Linked DNA regions of Homo sapiens: region 1 is linked to region 2. A link is a loop called in an ENCODE intact Hi-C map of the cell type or tissue named here. Cell type or tissue: heart left ventricle. All regions are shown on one strand. Links, peaks and the distances in the headings refer to the core of each region. The heading gives the core; the rest is flanking DNA.

The links. A loop is a pair of places that touch in the nucleus more often than their neighbours do. Peaks named below come from ENCODE experiments on the same cell type or tissue, not always from the same donor. Only the 100,000 strongest peaks of a DNase experiment are listed, where the experiment ranks them.
Region 1: a loop joins it to region 2, with 4 times the contacts of the local background. A loop is called at or near these places in 9 of 110 quality-filtered maps.

The regions. Positions count from the first base shown.
Region 1 is chr7:14,730,102-14,739,434 of GRCh38, forward strand. It overlaps DGKB (diacylglycerol kinase beta), which reads right to left. Exons shown (of 26, transcript NM_001350709.2): 5 at 5,940-6,093. Among named protein-coding and RNA genes, the nearest start is that of DGKB, 170 kb to the right of the region's middle. In heart left ventricle, for the core only: a CTCF peak has its summit at 4,805; no DNase peak of the experiment used is centred there.
Region 2 is chr7:15,010,555-15,021,781 of GRCh38, forward strand. No RefSeq gene overlaps it. Among named protein-coding and RNA genes, the nearest start is that of DGKB, 110 kb to the left of the region's middle. In heart left ventricle, for the core only: a CTCF peak has its summit at 5,720 (motif pointing left); no DNase peak of the experiment used is centred there; H3K4me3 peaks cover 777 bases; H3K27ac peaks cover 1,223 bases.

The DNA.
Region 1 (9,333 bases), core at 1,334-9,333, 280 kb before region 2:
AACAGTATGAGTGTTTAAATGAGTTAATATACTATATTACGTCCTATTTTAATTACTATATTATTAAAGAAACTAACAGTTACTAATAATTGCTGTTGATTGCTATCTTATATGTAAAGAAAGGTAATTTCTCTGAAGGCAGTTAATTCAGTTAATGAATACTAAATGGTTGGAGTTGGCATGGGTGGCGATGGAGAAGGGACAGGGATGCTACAAGGGACAAATGGTGTCTTGTAAAAGTACCAGAGTGCCAGGGTTTCTTCCCAGTTGCACACTCCAGGTGTGCCATCTTATTAATCATTGAATTCCTAGTATGGAACACACCGCGTGCTATTTAATTAAGACTGACACTTTAGCTGAGGCTTTAAGGAAGCATTGGGTTTTCATGCGATAAGGGCAAAGAAACATTATGTAAGAAAACTCAGTCCTGAGTGAGAAAAGCAGGTTTAAGTCACAGCAAATAGTTGGATATGGGGTGCATAGGGCAGGGAGATGGAGCGAATAGGGCTGTAGGCAGATGCTATAGCCTACGTGACATGGTGCTTCATGGCCATGGAACTCTGATTTTATCACCTTCTTCACTGTGACTCTGGATCCTGGAGTCTCATAAAGGTTACTTCAGGTGGGAATGAATGTCTCAAAAGGTGGGGATGACTGCAACTCCATGTACTCATGTATCTCCAGCACCCATGCCCTTCACTAAAGCAACTCTGCTTTAGCTAGCTTTACATATTGAGGATTTAAGTTTGCTTGAAAAATAAGTTTAATTAAAAAATGCTCTGACAGTTGACAGTGAAGGCCTGAAATTTAGAAACCCAGGAGTAATATAATCAGGCTTCTGTTTGAAAGAACGTTTTGGAGATGGGAAGTCAGGGCCTGCTCTGAGAGCCTGCTAATTGATAGTTTATGATGAATTAAACTATGACACTGGCAGAACGTTTGGGAAGAAGCAGTTACAATGAGTACTAGAGAGTATTTTGTGATTAACTAAATATGGGAAGTGACGCAGCGGAAGGTGGGAGGATTCCAGTATTTTAGGACTGGGAAGTGGATAGATTCTTGGATGCTATTCACCAAAATAGAAGGTAGGAATAGTAGCAGGTTTGTGCAGAATCTAATTAATGAACTTTCAAACACAGTTAGTTTGGTATCTAACTGTTTGAAAGATTTGGACATCCAGACAAAGTGTTCCATCTAAAATACAGTACGTAAATATTATTTGTGAGCTGTGTAGGTTGTGTGGGGAGTAATTGAGGTACGTTATGTCTGACAGTGCCAATTTGTTATATGATGCAAAAAAAGTCATGTGTTGAAATGAGAAGACATTTAGATAAACTTTAAAAAGTTTAAAAAATCAACATAATTGATCTCGGATACAGTGCCAATAATAAATAATTTTTACATTGTTTTAAAAAAACTGAAGAAGTGTTAAGGTCATATAAACATCGGGTAGTAGGAATTTATAGTGACAGATATCTGCATATTTATTAAATTTCTCTTAGGTTATGTTGAGTGTTCAAGTTGTAGGGACTGATATGGGAGATGACAATTTTGATTGACGGTTGAGGTTGTGAGCCTCAACCATCTTTCTGCAACCATGTTGTAGAAAAAGAAAGATTCCAACTGATTTTAAAAGTGTATAAAGAAGGAAATTAACAAATGGTGGGCCCCAAGGATGGAAGCAATATCAGAAATTGGTCATTGAACTGGCAGAGACGAGAGATTAGAGACCTGACATTTGCAATGACACAGAAGTGGTATGAAAAAGCTGGAGAGATAATGCATTAGCGATATCTTCAAAAATCAAAAGTCAAATATGGAAACAGTAGTAGTGACATCATTTTTAAATAGGTGATAAGAGGCACTTATATTACAACAAATTATATTACAAAAATAAGTCATCTTCTTCATGAAATGCCAAATGGATCATTACATATTACAGTCAAACAAAACCCAGCTATACATATGCATATGTATAAATACATACAACCTTTATGCCTATTTATAATTATTTTTAAATTTTTATTCTATAAAAACTAAATGTTTTGCTTTTACTATGTATCCTGTAATTGATTATCATTCAGTAGTGAGCATAATTTTTTTTCCTTTTCAGTTTTGTTTTTTCTTGAGAAGCCCTTATTTTTTAGTTGCTGTATAGAGTAAAAGACTACCTACTCTATTCCTGCTGGAACTGTGGTAATGAAATATGGTGAACTATAACAGCATAAACCAAACCAGATTGTAGCCCCTCTCTGTTCAAAAGTCTGTTATTTTTCAGCCACAAAAACACCTCGTTATACATTAGATAACAGATTATTGCAAAGCAAGATTCTATGAATGGAAAGGCATTTCTTTTGTCAGTTTCTGAGTCAAGGCTACTTCAGCCTTGAAAATTTTATTGTTGTCTATTGTTCCTTCTTCCTCAGGAAAAAAAAAAATAACTATCAAAGGTGGGTCTGAAAAAAAAATAGGGTTAGATATAGTCCTGGACAAGACACTATGTACTTAGTTGTAAAATGTGGAGGCCAAGCTTTGAAAAGGAATCAGAGTTTAATTAATCATTGCTGCATGAGGACTACATAGCCCATATTCCTTTCATGTAGTCTGTGTAGAATGCGTAATTTTCCCAAATTCAAGTACAATCTGTTTTTCCTTTTTTTTTCCATTTTGAAACCTGATTTGATTTTTACCCCTAATAAATCTGGCATCTTCTATTCAGTAGATAATATAGGCTATTAGAAGAAAAGGAAGTTTTAGGTTTGAATTTCTTACAAAATCACCTAATTTATCAGAATTGTTCTCTTTCTTCCATATGTGATACAGTTATTTAGACAGACAACATTATCCAGAAATATTTTCTCTTCTTTCTCAAAACTCAAGGACAATATTGTATCTTATAGAATTAAATACAGGACAACTTTCTTATTTAATTCAATTTAAGGTATGTGTGTGATACATTTATAGCATGCAGCAGAGAACAAGGAAGTTTTAATTTCTAGAATCATTTTAAAATGTCCAACCCAAAACACTATTAAACTGTAATACTACACATTAAGAATAGATCCACTGAAACTCATTCCGAGAAAAACAGCAAGTGCGGTGAGGCCTCTCAATTCATGATTGAAAGAGAATTATTTAAGAATCTAAAAATATTTTCTAAGAAGAGAAAAATGATGATAAACATATTAGTCACCATACATCTTAAAGGGCTATCATGTGGAATATGTACACTTGCTTTAAAAAAGCTTCTATCAACATGTGATTACTTTATGAAAAATAAGTTACATCATTAATAGATGGGAAGGCCAGACGCCATGGCTCATGCCTGTAATCTCAGCACTTCGGGAGGCTGAGGCGGGCAGATTGCTTGAGGCCAGGCATTCGAGACCAGCCTGGTCAACATGGTAAAACCCTATCTCTACTAAAAATACAAAAATTGGCTGGGCATTTTGGCATGCTCCTGTAGTTCCCAACTACTTGGGAGGTTGGGGCAGGAGGATCTCTTGAATCCAGAAGGCAGAGGTTGCAGTGAGCCAAGATCATGCCACTGCACTCAAGCCTGAGACCCTGTGTCAGAAAGAAAGAAAGAACAAAAGAACGAAAGAATGAAAGAGAGAAAGAGAAAGAAATAAAGAAGAAAGAAATAAAGAAGAAAGAAAGAAAGAAAGAAAGAAAGGAAGAAAGAAAGAAGGGAGAGAGGGAGGGAAGGAGGGAAGGAAGGAAGGAGGGAAGGAAGAAAGGAAGGAAAGAAGGAAGGAAGAAAGGAAGGGAAGCAGTACAACATAAGGCTTAATATTATGGACTCTTCATCATATTGTCTAAGTTTCATTTATGGCTCAACCATCTATTTCTTAATTACATGTTCTTGCATTTTTATTTATCAGAATGTCCATTATTGAACTTATCTCTATACCAACACGTGTGTGTGTGTGTGTGTGTGTGTGTGGTGTGTGAAATGGAGTCTCGCTCTGTTGCCAGCCTGGAGTGCAGTGATGCGATCTCGGCTTACTGCAACCTCTGCTTCCTGGGTTCAAGTGATTCTCCTGTTTCAGCCTCCCAAGTAGCTGGGATTACAGGCGCCTGCCACCATGCCCGGCTAATTTTTTTTTTTGTATTTTTAGTAGAGACGGGGTTTCACCATGTTGGCCAGGCTGGTCTCAAACTCCTGACCTTGTGATCTGTCCACCTCAGCCTCCGAAAGTGCTGGGATTACAGGCATGATCCACCGTGTCCGGCCTCTATACCAACAATTCTATATTCTACTTTGTGATACTAGAGCTGGGACTCGCTAGACTTGTGGCTCTCCTGGGATCCCTGAGCTCCTTGCAGGAGATTTTTAAGGTCAAAATAATTTTCATAACGGTATTAAGATATTATTTGCTTTTCTTACTCTTATTCTCTTTTGAATGTACAGTGAAGTTTTCAAGAGGCTATATGACATATGATCCAGTAACAGAAACATAGCACCAGATGTAATTTACCCAGCTGTCTTCCATGAAGCCAGGCATTAAAGAGATTTGCAATTATGCAAAACAATGCTACCCTTCTTACTATTTTTTGTTTGTTTTTGAAAATAGTTATTTTTCATAATAATGGGTTATTTTTTGTTAACAGGTAGTGGTTTGATTCTTGTTATTTTTGGAATGTCCCATCTTTAATATGGCAAATATCAATAGATATCATCCACATAAACATAAGTTCCTTCAGGTCTTCAATTTTTAAGAGTTCACAGAGTCCTGTGATCAAAGAGTGAGAAACACTGCTGAAGACATTTCTTCATTGCCAGTGGATTCCTGTTCTATCCATAGAGGGCGCTAGAGAGAGACGAGAAGGCACAGGGGTTGGGGCGGTGGGGTGGGGAGTCGCGGGAGAAGGGGCTGGACCCAGCAAGAGAACCTGCTGCTCCTGTTGAATCTCTGCAGCGTTTCAGCCCGGTGGCGGTAGCATGTTGTCTCTACCTGCAGACTCTAAAGCAGTGTAGGCTCTAGTCTCTAGCTCATGTCCACACCAACAAAAGCACAATGAGCTCCCTGCTAAGCAATCTGGGACAGGCCACGGTGATGCACCCTCCTCAGAGGTCTGAGTTCCTGGGCTATAGACTAGTCTTGAATTCCCCAGTTACCAGAGGCAGCCAGGAAGTATCACTTCCACAAAAGTCCAAGGGCTAGGTTTGCTAGGCAACCCCTCACCTCAGAATTTCATCCTAGCTCCAAGGAATCCTTTCCTCAGGGCTTCTAGGTGGTGATTACTGCCATCTAAGGGCAGCACATGTTTCCTTGAGTCTATCTACATCACCTGTCTTCTCTTTTTGCTTTTTCAATCCTTTGAAACAGCTTAACCAATTACACTGTTTTACATTGGGTAATACAGTGAAATCTCTGTTTTCTTGACTGGAGGGAGATTGATACAACAGGTATTAATGTAAGTATGCATCTCTAAAAAGCTACCCATAATGAGAGAATCACCATCTCTACGGTGACACAAATTTACAGTATCTAAAAGAAAAATCAAATCTCTGTTCTGAGCTTACAAATCTAAACATGTGAAAGTATATTGGCAATTAGCAAAATAGATATTAAATATTATACCTTTTTAGATATAGTTGCTTTGTGACCACATTTTCAAATACTCAGCAATCTATACGTATCTAGTTATTTAACAAGAGCAGTTTTCCAAATTTGATGGAAATATGTCTTCAAATTATTACCTATACATAGAATTCTAAAGCAAGTGATAGATAAGGATAAATTATATTTTCTCTAATTAGCTATAATTTTACTGGAAACATTTTAAATGAGTCACACAATCTTATTGTAAAAGTCTAAACCCTGTAACAAAACAATTTTTATGCAAATCATCATTCATCTTTTATGATAACTAGATATTTATTTAGCCTTTGAAATTTGTACTATATAAATGTTTAAAGTAAGTAAACTTACCGCCTGATAGGAGAGCAGGCTTACTTTTTACCATTGGACTAGAATGAGGAAACTTGTTGCTAAATGACATGAAAAGGTGTGCAGTGAAATCATCAGGAAGCTCGGCTTCCAGGAATGTCTTCATGAATAGTTTGAAACCTTCAAAATCTATTGTCTGGAAAAAAAAAATGTAAACATGTATTTTAAGATCCAACCAAATGTTAAAATTCTGTGCTGTGTTCAAAATCATTAGAAGTAGAAATGACCTCAAACCATTTTTATATCCAAGTTTAACAAATGGAAAGTGCCTATTTGAGAAATAGGGTGGGCCGTCCTGGGCTAACACTGGCAATGGGATATGTTTGTCTTACCTGTGATGGCATAGCAGGAAGAGGAAGAAGTTTCTAGTTAGATATTTCTATTTCCACAGTATCTGTAATGCCTTGAAAAATGTACTGTTTGAAACTTAGTTTGCTCCTCTCTAAACTGGGAATAATAATCCCACCCCACATAGTTGTTGCAGTGATTAAATCAGGCGATCACTGTGAACAAGCCAATACAGAGTCATATAAACACAGCAGGCACTCAGAGAGAAAGGAATTTTCCATATTTTTTGCTTGTCACTAATGGTGATTATCGCTTTTGACAATGTAAAAAGAGGTTAACCTTAATGTTTCAACTAAATGCCAAGCTCTATTGATAAACCTAAAACTTCATACGCAGACTTTCCAAAGAAACATATTTTAAGATCTTACTCTCTGATACTCATTGCAGAACTATATAAATGATTAGACATTTATTTGGAGAGAATTGTGGTGGTGTTAAGGTTCTCCATGCCCATTAGCGGAAATGGTGATGGAAGACAACTTCCAACCTCAAGCTTAATGAGAGCGTTTCACAGGAGCCATAGTGAAGAGCTTGGTTTCTCCTTGCAGATGAAGGCAGTGCACCAGGATTTGACTCTGCCTAGGAAATTGAGGACAAGCACATGGGTGCTTTGGGGACAAAGGCAAGAAAATGGTACTATTTTAAGTTGGCCAAAACTCCTCGTTTTGGACTGCAGGAACAATGGTGCATGAGTATTTTCTGGGAAACAGATGTAGACCACATGGAGGAGAAGGCCAGTGGAGTGGTCTTGGGTTCTATCCAGTAGGGCATTTGAAAGGACTAGAAGACCTACAGAGAAGAGGCTGGAATAAAGCCACATATGTCCAGATCAAGAGAGTGCAAGGGATGGGCTTTATAGGTAGCCCTTGAAGGCCAATTTTTTTTTTTTTTTTTTTTTTTTTTTTTACCCAGTTTAATGTGCTGAGATGCAAGAGGAAATTTGGCTGGCTGATGCTCTTAGTTTTGTTCACATTGCTGGCAGGTAAGAATAAAATTAACTTTGGAATAGAAAGTTTGTTTTTCCTATGTAATAATACTGGGGGAAAGACATGGAGATTGACCGAATTTATTATTGTATTATTTGGGACAAACCTAATATTAAATGTGACATTCAGGAATATCATTAGACATAGTAAATTTTTATAGATTTGATCATGTGCCAATTAAGTTTACATACGATGTTTGCTTTTTACCTAATAGAATCTCAGGCAATAAAACCAAACACTTTATTTATCAATAGTCCCAAGATTCTGCCTATACCTTAATCTAACTTTTTTATTTAGTTTCACTTTGCTTATTGATTCTCACAAGGACACTTCAGATATTTATTTTGCTGGCAGTAAAAAGACTTCATTTTCTTCTATATTTCATAAATTACTACCACCACCATAGAATATTGTCAATTCTAGCCCGGGAGGTGGAGGTTGCAGTCAGCTGAGATTGTGCCACTACACTCCGGCCTGGCGATAGAGTGAGACTCCGTCTCAAAAAAAAAAAAAAAAAGAATATTGTCAATTCTAGTAGTAGAGTGAACTATATAACTAAAAACTCTGAGTAATATAAAAAATGTGAAGAATAGCCTCAGGTAGGAGAAGTACTTCCAAAAAAGCAATTTGCTACAATGAATTCAGCCAACACTTAAAAACATGGCGATTAGGCCAACAGTCAGACATGGGATCCAAATAGTTTCCTTGAAAAGGAACACCTACTCTTACTAAGAGAGCTCCTTAGAGATGACCTATTAAAGAGAAGTATTCCACATTCATTTGGGTGAGTGACCAAAATTGATAGCTAATCTTCAACATGTATGAAGGCCCATGAGGAACCAGGAGTTGATTTTATTGCAAAGTTGCAGGAAGTCTGTGGGATGAAAATATTCACAAGCATTGTGGTTAGAAGCAAAGTTACTTATGGTAGCGCTTCCTTCTGTTCCTAGGTCTTCCATAATCAGTATTTTGTTTAGCAACATAACAGATGATAAGGGGCATGGTCTTTGAAGTCAGACTACCTGGATCAACTCTTGAATCCAACACAAGCTGTGTCACTGTGGACAATTTAAGCTCTCTGTGCCTCAATTTCTTCATCTATAAAATTAGAATAATAGCACCTACTTCTTGATTTGTTAGGAGGAACATATTATTTACTATTTTTAAAGCATCTGAATGACATCTGGCACATAGTAAACATTGTATGTAATTAAATAAATTTTTGTGTAAAGAATATCCATTTTAAAAATTCATAATTTGAAACAATATTTGAAGAAGAAGCCTCAAAGCCACATTACTTCACATGTTTTCATATGCATTTAACAAACCATGCATGGTTCATTGTTGTCCTTGTTGCTGCTTTAAAAGCTGGTAATAAAATGTGAACTTCCAGAAGTAGTAAAGGACTAGAAATTGGTGAAAGTTTTTCTCTGGATCTGCTTTTGGACCATAATTATACCTTAAAACAGCTCTTTCAAGCCAAGACTTTAACTTGGTAACATAACAAACAAACAAAACAAACAAAAACAAAGAGTTCAGAATAAAGCAATTGTGTTTCAAATTCTAATACTTCCACTCACCACCTAACTGATAAGGGGCAAAGAATTTATCTGCTCTTTTGAAGGAAAAATATGCCAAGTCCCAAGTGTATGCTCTTTACAGAGCCTTTCAGAACCCATGTCGATGCTCATTAAAATCGCTGCCTGTAATTTAACGATGAAAGCCAGAAAAATAACCAACCAAAAGGAAAAATGAACTTTAATATCTAACGATAGAGGCAGGACACAGACAAATGTCTAGGCAGGTAAGGGAAGGTCCCCGGAGAACCTCCAACCTGCCCAGGTCACTGTGCACAGGAGGCCTGTCTAAACACGCCCATGGTGAAAAATTCTGTCCCATAACACATGCTCAGTAAGGGAAATAAATCAGTGTGGGGTGGCTCAGACTAAGGGCTCACATGTGCACTGGAAAAATGGGGTGGAGCTACCAGAAATTCATGCTCTATGCAGGGGAGAATCTTGGCCTCTTCAGCTCATGTGTGG
Region 2 (11,227 bases), core at 1,311-9,310:
TTCATGCTCAACAAATTTAAATCATGGATTAATTTAAAAATAAATGTTATTGAAATAAATGGATGGATAATGCAGACTTGGGAATCTGTCAACAATCAACTTATTTGGTATGATATTTTCTGTAACTTTTACTGAGGCATACCTTTGGTTTTAATTGACGTTTCTTAAATGGTTTATAACCAAGCTACAAAGACCAATAGAAGACTCTTCTCTTGAGGGAAGGAAACGTTGCAATTCATTCAAACTTACAAAAATATACTATCTCACTTGATATTATCTTACTCGTAAACAATTATTTCCGATGCTCAAATATTTGGACCTTTAGAAATATCTATGATTTATATACTAATAATACCTTAAAATAATTCTGCCTTCATTTCTGAATTAAAATCGTTCCCAAACACATTTAGAAAGTCGTTTTGACCATCTTTCGTGTGACATTTTTACAATTATTCTCAATTACATTTGAAGAGTGAGCTGTTGGCTCTATCAGATAATAGACACAAAGAATCATAGAATGTTGAATCTGAAACGAACCTCAGATAATCTGGTGAAGGCACTTTACTTTTATAAAAGAAACAGAATGAGATCCAGAAAGATGACGTGGCTTGGCCCAAGGTGAGAAAGTGAGCTACTAACAGAGTCAGGATTGGAGGCAAGTGCTCAACCCATTTTGCCCTGGAGGACCCAATCACTATAGAAATATGACCCATAAAAAGGGTATTTTTTTCTCTTTTTCTTCTACCCATCTTAGATTCAGTGGCTGGTGCCCTAAAAATTTAGACTGACAAAAGCCAGGCCTCTTGACAACCTTGTTTCATTTTGCTGTGGCTCTTATAGGCAAAGTCTGTCCCCCAAGCCTCACTGGTCTCTTTCCTGTTACTGGGAGGCACCAGCATCCCCACACTGTGGGGCCTGTATGCGTTGTTTCTACTCCCTGGAATGCTCTTCTCACAACTACATTTGCATGGGTCACTCCCCCACCTCTTTCAAGACTTTTCTCAAATGCTATTTCGCAGTGTCATTGTTTTTGACTACCGTGTTTAAAATTGCCCACTTCCCAGTCCCCTCTGCTCCTTTCTCAGCTTTTTTTTTTTTTTTTCCCCATAGGGCTTATAACCTTTCAATGTACTAAACGATTTCCTTGTTTATTTTGTTTTTCAGTGTTTCTTTCCCCACTAACCTAACTAAAACATAAGCACCATGGACATGGACTTCTGTTTTGTTTGCTGATGTATCCCTAGTGCCTGGAACTAAGCCTGATTATATGCTAGATGTTCATATAAAATCTGTTGAATGAGCAAATGGATCCTCCAAGGAGAAAATTGGGACAGAAATATCCACTTGAGAAAGAGCAGATGGATCTCGAAGCCCCAACTCCTAGCCCCAGATTCTTTTTTCTCTTGTGGATCTACTAAGCACAGCTGCCATGACATTGAAGGTTCCAGGTTATGCCACTTTCCGCTTACCTTTCTGGCTCAGGTGTGCCACAGGCCTTTCCTGTAAGGCTCACAGCTAAATGAAAAAAGGTTGTCCAGATATCATTCAAGGTTCAAGGTTAACAGATCAGAGTTACAGCAGAGGAGATAATTTGTAATTAACTTCCTAGGTTGTCTCTGAAACATGCTCACTGGCCCTTGCCCAGACAACATTGGCTGACATTCATCTACTTCCTTGCTAATGGAACTGCTTTGGTTCCAGAGATGTGGCTATTATCTCAGGATAAGGCAGGGATGGACCTTAATTATTCTATTCCAGTCACAGTACTGGCATTCTCCTTGCCAATGACTGATTCAGAAATAGGAACATGATGCGGGCCCATGAGAGGTGAGAGGCAAGTCAATTGAAGCAGCTGCCAGGAGGGTTCCCAGGCTTTTCAAAAGTGTACAAGGAGGTCGCACTCTCCTCCCCACACACCGCCCCCTGCTCCTGCTTTGGAACATTGGATGTTTTGTTTGAGGATGCGACTCTTGGAAGTGCAAGGCCATATTGTGTTCATAAGGGGACAAAGCCAGGGGACAAAGCCAAGGATCTAAGCCAACGTTGTGAGGATGGCAGAAGGGAACGCCAGCGAGAAACTCTGTCCTTGATTACATTGTTGTTCACTCATTCATTCCACCCTTGAATCGGCTTATTGCCAAGCTCCTTACAATGTGAAATAATACATTTTCTTAATCATTTGAGACATTTTGAGTTGAAGTTTTCTTTTAGGTGAAGCCAAAATCATTCTCATGGACAGAAAACCCTCTAGCTCTACCCCATTTGGCTACCATTTTCTAATAAGTCGAGATATTATTCCCTTAGTCATGTTAATATTCACTGAAAATGCCAGCTAAAAAGATGGATTCCCAAGCGTGTGTGTGGGAGGGTCCCTTCCAGATTCAAACTTTCCTCTCCTACAATCTGTTCTCAGGAAGTTGCCAAACCCTGTGGCACCAACCAAGCAGCTGGGGCATACAACCAAATTCCCTGTCTGCACAGAAGGTCCCACTTACTTTTTTTTTTTTTTTTTTCCTGGGTGTTTAACACGTTGTTTTTGGTGTTTAACAAGTGGTAGCCTGAACATAGCTGAAGGAAAGTTTCCGATTCCTGGAGTCTGGAAGCAGGTATCCTACCCAGGAAAGCGATATGGGTCCCTTTTGGACTAATAGCTGTTTACTTCTCAAGTCCAGAGTCTGCATTGAGGACAGCAGGTTTTTCTTTGAGTTATATAAGCCATTTAAACCTCACATTCAAGGGCACCATATAAAATGAAACAGGAGTCTTCGATATATAATTTTTCCTCATAAAATAGCCTCTAGAGGAAAAAGCAGCTGAAAAATTTGAGGGGCCTGATTTGTGGCTGCGTCATCCACGTGAACTTGTCCTTATGGAAAGGCTTTGCGTTTATGTGAAGTGTGCTGCAAAGTCTCCCAGCATTTCTAAATCTCTGCATGTGCTATACATATATGACTAATTTGGAAAACTACATTTAAGTCCTAGGTAGTGGGGAGGCTAAAGCAACTCCATCTTGGATGTTAATCTGCCATGCTGACTTCTTCTTATTTTTTAATATTTTAGAGATTGGGTCTCCCTGTGTTGTCCAGGCTAGTCTCAAACTCCTGGGCTTAAGTGATCCTCCCACCTCGGCCTCCCAAGATGCTGGGATTACAGGCGTCAGCCACCTTGCCCTGCCTCACCATGTTGACTTCTGATTAACCTCAGTTCCAGGAATGCCTCTAAGATTTCTATTCTATCCCTTGTTCCTCGTGCAACAGCATGTACTACTTATTGTAATTCCTGCCCTTAGGTCAAAACAACTTTGACGTTAGTGTATGTACCATAAATTTAGCCCTTAAGCAATTGCTGTACATATCCCTTTCCCTATAGTATATAAGCCCTGAGTCTCGGGGATAGTGAGGCAGATCGTCGTATCTCACCGCTGCCCAAGTCTATGGCTGCTATTCATAAGTCTCTATTAAATGTTTATTTCTCATAAACTAGACTTGTCATTCTCTTTTTCCAGCCTCTCAGCTTCCTTTAACTTTGGGACCTGCTTACCACAGAACAAATAGAAAATGCAAATAATTAAGAGAGTACAAATCAGGGTGTAGCTGCATTAAGGATCTCATCCCCACAATATTTCATAAATAAACCATGCCTTTGGTATAAGTATTTTAACTTCTGGTTGGATCTTTTTAAATAGTGTCAATACTCTAGGGAAGGCACAATATTTCATAAATAAACCATGCCTTTGGTATAAGTATTTTTACTCCTGGTTGGATCTTTTTAACTAGTGCCAATACTCTAGAGAAGGCATTATGAAACTAAAGTATTATCTGAATGAGTTTATCAGGTCTTTCCTTCCTCATCAAAAAGAAGACAGTATCTAAAATCAGGGTGGTGGTGGGTGTGGGTGAAATGAGGTCCTAAAGGGAAGTGGGCACATGGGAAGAGAGATGCCTATTACTAGATCATTTTTCACATGTGGAAACTGAGGCTCAGATTGCAGCCTACCAAGCCTAAGGGGTCAAGCCTGGATGTGAGCTCACTTCTAGCTGACTCCAAAATCCATAAGATTATTCAGGACACCAAAGTCACATTGACATGAGGGTTTATTATGTTTAATGTTATCAAGCTGCCTACCTTTCCTCTGTAATTTCTCTCTTAAAGGAATATACAACTAATATAATGTCATGAGCAAATTGTAATATAATTTTTAATATGAGAGGCATTATGACATGGTGGTTTATACTGCTAAGAAATATTGGACAAATTATCTGTTTTTCAGCTCCCTTCTCTGGAAAAACAAATGGGATAAAAATACTTATTTCCTTTTTTTTTTTTTTTTTTTGCGACTCAAATAAGTGCTTAAATACTTCCTGGCATTCAGAAAACATTCAATAAAGGTTTCTGTAGTTATTGGAGTTATTTGCTTCATTCATATTCTATAACTTTTTTTCCCAACTGATCATAATATCTTTATTTTTAAAGGCATTTTATTTTAATTTTTGGATTAGTTTTGTGTTTTTAAAAAGCATCATGTGTTTGTTTAAAATGATAAAAAACAAAACTATTTAAATAAAAATTAAAGTACCCACTTTTGCCTTCAACAGCACCTCTCACTCAGATATTACTACTGCCCATATACAAATATACATATTATATAGATATATTCAACATTAAATATTAATATAATAAATTATATATATATTAGTGCTTTTCATTTCTTTTCTGGCTACTAGTGGCTCTGAAAATTAACTTGAAACATTGTTTCTCTGACAAAAAACTAGCTGAAATGACACACCAAAGTGTAGAATATGTACACTTAGAGCACAGAGTGAAGTGCCTCAGTGTACATCTATCCATTTGCAAACTGGATAGATGACAAGATAGGCATTTTTCAAACCAGCTGATGGTCACAAATAGTAATAAAATATTCCCAAACTGGCATGGGTTATATTCCAAAAACAGTGTAAACCAGCAAAAAATAAAAATTGCAACTGCAAAACCTAGGTCAACCCTCTCCTCACCTTTCCTTCACTCCTCCATCTTCCCCATTCTCCACCCACACACATGTTAATCCAGGTGCGACCTACTTAAAATTAACTCCAAGGGCAAAGTCAGTGAGTGAGAAGGGCGGGGAGCCTGGAGTTGCTGGAATGGAGGAGGTGGGAAAGGAGGAGGCTGCCTGGGTTGCCTTGGCAATACAAAGGAGAATGTCAAGGGGGAGGGATTTATGCGCTGATGCTAATTGCATTTGTTAATTACATTCTATTGTGCTGACCTGCCTGCTTCCCCGGTTTATCTTTCTGAGTCAATAAGCAGTTCCAAAAGCTTCCCTTAGCAGTGTGTCCCTCCTCATCTAATTTTATCCCTCTATCAGCTTCAGGCTCAGTTACCAGAGTGCTACCTTTGGCAAGGAACCGGGGAAGGCTGTGCTGAAACTGAGTGTGCGAGGTTTTAAAAATCCTGTAGAAAAATATATCCCTGTTGGAGCTTGCTGGAATATTGCTTTGCTGTTCAACCACAGCATGGATTTACAACCAAAGAAAGCTGCTGAAAAACCAGAGAAAATAAATCTGAAAGAAACTTCCCACAGTGAAAAGCAGGCTGCAAATGATTCACCAGGAAGAAAAATAAATAAATAAATACTGAGCAGTTTCGTCTGGTATCTAGCGTACCTTTGGTTGGAAAGGTGCCTGTACACAGGGCCTTGAGCTTTATTTTCTTGCCCCCCCTAGTGGGAGTTCTATTTAATTACAACAAGAGTCCCAGCTTCTGTGCACATCCGAATAAATACAATGATACCTACTGTAAATAATGCTGTCTTATAATCTCTCATCACTGACATGAAGTATTAGCTTACAGCACTGTTGCATGTGATAAAAATCAGCAAAGACATTGCGACGCATGTAGTTGTAATTGCTATGTGGATACTTTCTTAAATCTTACTATAATTTTAAGTATTTAAAAGTAATACATAGAAATTCTGTGCTAAAGTAAGTTGTTCACAGCAATGCTTTTTGTTTCCAGTTATATTCATTCTTCCCTTTGGTTCCTCTTTACAAACAAAGTCTAAGAAATGGTAAAGTCTTTCTTCAGTCTATGCTTTCCTTAACGATTTTTATTCTCCTTGAATTAAACAATTGCTCTCAGGGTGGTTCTGTATCTATTAATTTTCCTAAGAATAAGACTTTGATTTTACCAAAAAAAAAAAAAAAAAAAAAAAAACCTTTTGCATTTTAACAAAAAACCTCTTCTGAAGTTTCACCTGGTGTTTCTACATTTCTCAAGCACTGACTCATTTCATTGCTCAGAGCTCAAATTGGCTCCTTGAAGGCAATAAAAGGCAGGTCAGGCTGTCTCTAGGCTGTTCAGTGTCTATCATCCTGTTTTGCATTTGCTCATAAAGTGTGGCAGATTTATCCGGGTGGAAAATTTTTTCAATGGAAAAGTTTAGTCACTGTGCACATTGAAAGAACGTTTCCTGCAGAAATACAGACTCCTCATCATTCCTAGTCCTTAGGCTCACACTAGTGTTTTCTCCATTTATATGCATATGAAATTCCTTGGAATCATCAGTGGTGGTATGGGAAAAAGGAGAAAGAAAGAGGTTTTGGCTGGGATCCCTGATGATTTTGATGGATTTGCTATATCTGTACCCTAGGCCCCTTGCCACATCTGTGATGCAAAAACCACACTAATTGTTTTGCCTTTGTACAGTGTCACAACACACAGCAATGCCAGGTGGATCATCATGCTTGAATTGCAAAACATTTCCCATTAGACCTGAACACAGATCTGAAACTGCCTGGCTGCCATGTCTGTTTCCTTACTGAAATTTGGAGGTGTGGGAATCCTCAGTTGTGTTCCAAGTCCAGAAAACAGTTGAGAATTGTTCTCTAGATATGTATGTGTCTAAGGGATGTAAAAAGACTCTCCTTGGAGAGAGATCTGTTTTTGAACCACGTCTAAGCCTCAATTATCAGAAGGGTAGAGTAATTATGAGAAAAGCATGGAACAGTCTCTAGACTTGTATCTCATTCAGGGCCTCATGGATTTATGCCTCAATTTAAAAAAAGGTAGCCATGAATTTAAATAACATGAATAAATTATCAAACTCTTCTCTAAAAAATCTTCAGAACACTGGAATACAAGGTGTTATTATTTCATGAGGTATAATTCAGGAGAAAGGAAGGAGCCCTCCCTCTTTTTCTGTATGTTACTCAACAGAGTGAGTCTACACAAAATGTTTCACCCAACACTTCCAGAGCAGCAGTGGCATGGAGGTTGGCAGAGATTGGTGATGTTATTAAAGGGTAACAAATGGAAGTCTGTCTTGTTGAGAGTTTGGAAGACAGTGGCACGGTATCTACACATGACTGCTGGTGACAAATATTAAGAAAGCAATGGGTCAAAGAGGAGGAGACAAAACAGCCGACTTCATGATGGCTGATGAAAATGGCTCATGATCACACATGCAAATCCCTCAAGACCTCCAAAAAATAATGGAAGATAACTTTTCAGAGAATGAATATCCTGTATTAGTAAGTGAGGATAACAGCCGGTGTCATACAAATTGATTTGTGTTAATGTTAATTAATTGTACCGTGGGAGAACAGGAATGACAGATTCATGAGTTCTAAATTTGCATTTGCCTCTTGTCTGCAAACACATAATGGATACTTATTGTGATGGTTAATATTGAGTATCAACCTGATTGGACGAAAGGATGCAAAGTATTGTTCCTGGGTGTGTCTGAGGGTATTGCCAAAGGACATAACATTTGAGTCAGTGGACTGGGAAAGGCAGACTCACCCTCAATCTGGGCGGGCACAATCTGATTAGCTGCTAGTGCAGCTGTAATAAAAGCAGGCATAAGAATATAGAAGTAGTAGACTGGATGAGTCTTCTGGCCTCCATCTTCTACCAGGTTAGATGCTTCCTGCCATCAAATATCAGACTGCAAGTTCTTCAACTTTTGGACTCTTGGACTTACACCAGTGATTTGCCAGGGGCTCTCGGGCTTTAGGCCACAGACTTAAGACTTCACTGTCAGCTTCCCTACTTTTGAGGTTTTGGGAGTCGGACTGGCATCCTGGCTCCTCGGTGTCCAGACAGCCTATTGTGGTACTTCACCTTGTGACTGTGTGAGTCAATTCTCCTAATAAACTCCTCTTCATATATTGATCTATCCTATTAGTTCTGTCCCTTTAGAGAAACCTGACTAATACACTTATTTAGTCTCAATTCTGCTCTAGAAAGTTTGTAAGAAGCTGATAAGGTTGCAGTAAATTTGACAGACTTGGTCCTTAAGGATGGTAAACAAATGCTGCTATCAATAAGATAGGTTAATTATAAATTGGATAGAGATACAAATTTAAGGTACATAAAAACACATTTTGGAGGAAACCTACGCAAGACTCAGGAGGTGGGATGGAAGTCAGGCAGGGAAAGCTTCACTGACAAAATAACTTTCAGTTGAGATTTGATGGGATAACAGAATGAGGAAGACTTAGCTAAAAGGAGCGTGAGTTAAGAGATCACTAAAGGCAGAAGAAACAACATCTATGAAGACACTGAGTGAGGGAGTTACATGACTCATTCAAAAGAGAGCAGAAGGATGGTGCTGACTGACATGATGAATGTAGGCAGGTCCAGATAACATAGAACATGCTATAAATTTAAAACTCATTGCAAAATAGTGAGGTGCTCATGCTAAGTGTGTTTCCATAGATATTCAAACCATTTATTCTTGCAAATATTTATTCTGAAAGTACCACGTGCCAGGCTAGATACTATGGCTACTATAGCAAACAAGACAGAAAGATGAGATCTCTGCCTTCATAGAGTTTACACTGCAAAGGGCTGGGCTGGGAAGAGTTAATGCTGGTAAAGAAAGAAATAAAGCTGTAATATAAATACAATGTAAATATTAATTTTATCAATATTCATTAATAGAATAATGAAATAAATAGGGCGATGTTACAGAGAGAAACGGAGTGGAGGGGGTTACTTTAGATAGGATGGTCAGGAAATGCCTCGCTGCGGAAACGTTTGAGCTGAGACATGAAATAGAGCAGGAGCCAGTCACCAGGAGAGAAGCGAACACCATGATCCTGAGAGGTACAACAGCTTGACTTCTTCAATAGCAGAAGGAAGGCTTATGTGGCTCAAGAATAGTGAATGGTGGTAATAGTGAGTTACTAAGAAGTGGGCCATAGAGAAAATTATGGCATTTATTTCAACAGCAATGGAAGTCACTGATATATGGAGGAAAAATGTTGTTGCTGTTGTTTTTCTTACTATTGTCAAATATTTCTCCACTGCTGACAGAGTGTAGATCAAAAAGGAGAAAGAATCAAAGCAGAGAGACCAATCTAAAGGTTATTGTATTAATCTAGGAGTATAAAATTATAGCAAAGATTAGTGGTAGTGAAGACAGGGAAACATAGATGCATTCTAGCTATCTTTTGAGTATTAGAAGTGACATAAGTTGTTGGTGGATTGAGTTATGGGTAAGAATAGAAAAAAGTTACAATTAAGTGATTATTAAGTTGATAATGGAACCATTTCCTGAGATAGGAAAAATTAAGGAAAATAGTAAAATCTCTGATTTAGATATATTAAGCATGATCAGTTTTAGATATTTGGTGAAAATTTAGGAGCAGTTGAATGTGAATCTGGAGCTCAAGAGGAGGATAAGAGTCTAGAGTCATGAACAGATTTATAAACTAGTTGTCCGTGGGGAAAATCTGGCTCATAGATATGTCCCACTGGGCTATATAATATGTTGCTGTGTTTTTAATTTTTAAATAGTCATCAACTTTTATAAATCAGGAGAATTCATATTAAAATGAGATCTGATACTAATATAGCAGCTCTGCATTTTCACATGACCTCAAGTCACCTGGAGCTCAGTGAGGCCTGTGCCTCTTCCATAGGGCTTATATCCTTGCACTTGTTGTATTCACCACACTTCATTGTCTCCTCCACAATGAGGCTGAGTATCAGCTACTATAGATGAAATTTTTTTATAGTAGAGAAATATTTGTTTACTCATGTCGCAAGAGGGTAAACAAATAGGAGAAAAATAGGGAAAAATAGATGAAGCCTGAAGGCCCAATTTCTCTTGTGTCCAACCTGTATCATAGACATAAGTGAGAAGAGGGCTCATAATACAGTTTAAGATCCTGATGCTTATAAATGGTGTGACTCTTCCTGGGGTCTACTTCACTGTGATGAATAACCAAATCCTTTTTTTTTTTAAGTATTATGTATTTTACAGAGTCTCTCTCTGTTATCCTTGCTAGAGTGCAGTGGTGGCATCATATTCCACTGCAGCCTTGAACTCCTGGGCTCGAGCCATCCTCCTACCTTAACCTCCCAAGTAGCTGAGAGTATAGGTGCACACCATCATGCCCCGCTAATTTTTTTTATTTGCTATTTTTTGTAGAGATGGTATCTCACTATCTTGTCCAGACTGTTCTTGAACTCCTGGCCTCAAGGAATCCTCCCACCTCAGCCTCTCAAAGTACTCGGAATACAGGTGTGAGTCACCGTGCCTGGCCAAATCCTTTTAGAAAGGGAGCAAGCAGAGAATGAGAGGAGAAAGTCAGAGGAACAGATGCCAAGAAGATGATACAAAGGATAGGGGATGAAAAGTGATATTGAGATTACTCCAGAATAGATGGAAAATAATGAGGTTAAAAACAAACAAACACAGAAAGCAAACTGTCCCTCAACATCGAGTTCACAATATTGAAGAATGACCACAGTAGGATTTTTCCATGGTAACTAAGCTCCCTATAGAGGTCATGCTATTATGGCTCTAAACTCACGGCAATTTTAGAAAAACAAGTCTTCTGTTTTCTGACTTCATGAAGGAATGTGGTGGTCTAGTTAATCAACTATTCTAAGGAATAGTGGTGATATAAGTCCCATTGATATACCACATATACCTCAAATGTATTTTCACACTTCAAACTTATGGACAGCATGACTGCTCTCATGCAGAGATGGTAGTTGCCTTCATGACTTGGCCAAAATAAAGTGTAAATATTCTATCTTTCAGTATCAGACAAACAAAATTTCAGCATCTGAGAGTAATTATACAACTATCAATCTTCAGTGTAACAAGAGTGCAATTTTCAAGTGAATAGATATTTCCAGACCCTTGAACCCACATAGTCCTTATGACTGTTTTTGACCAATAGAAAGACTCCAGTGGAGATGATGCTACGAA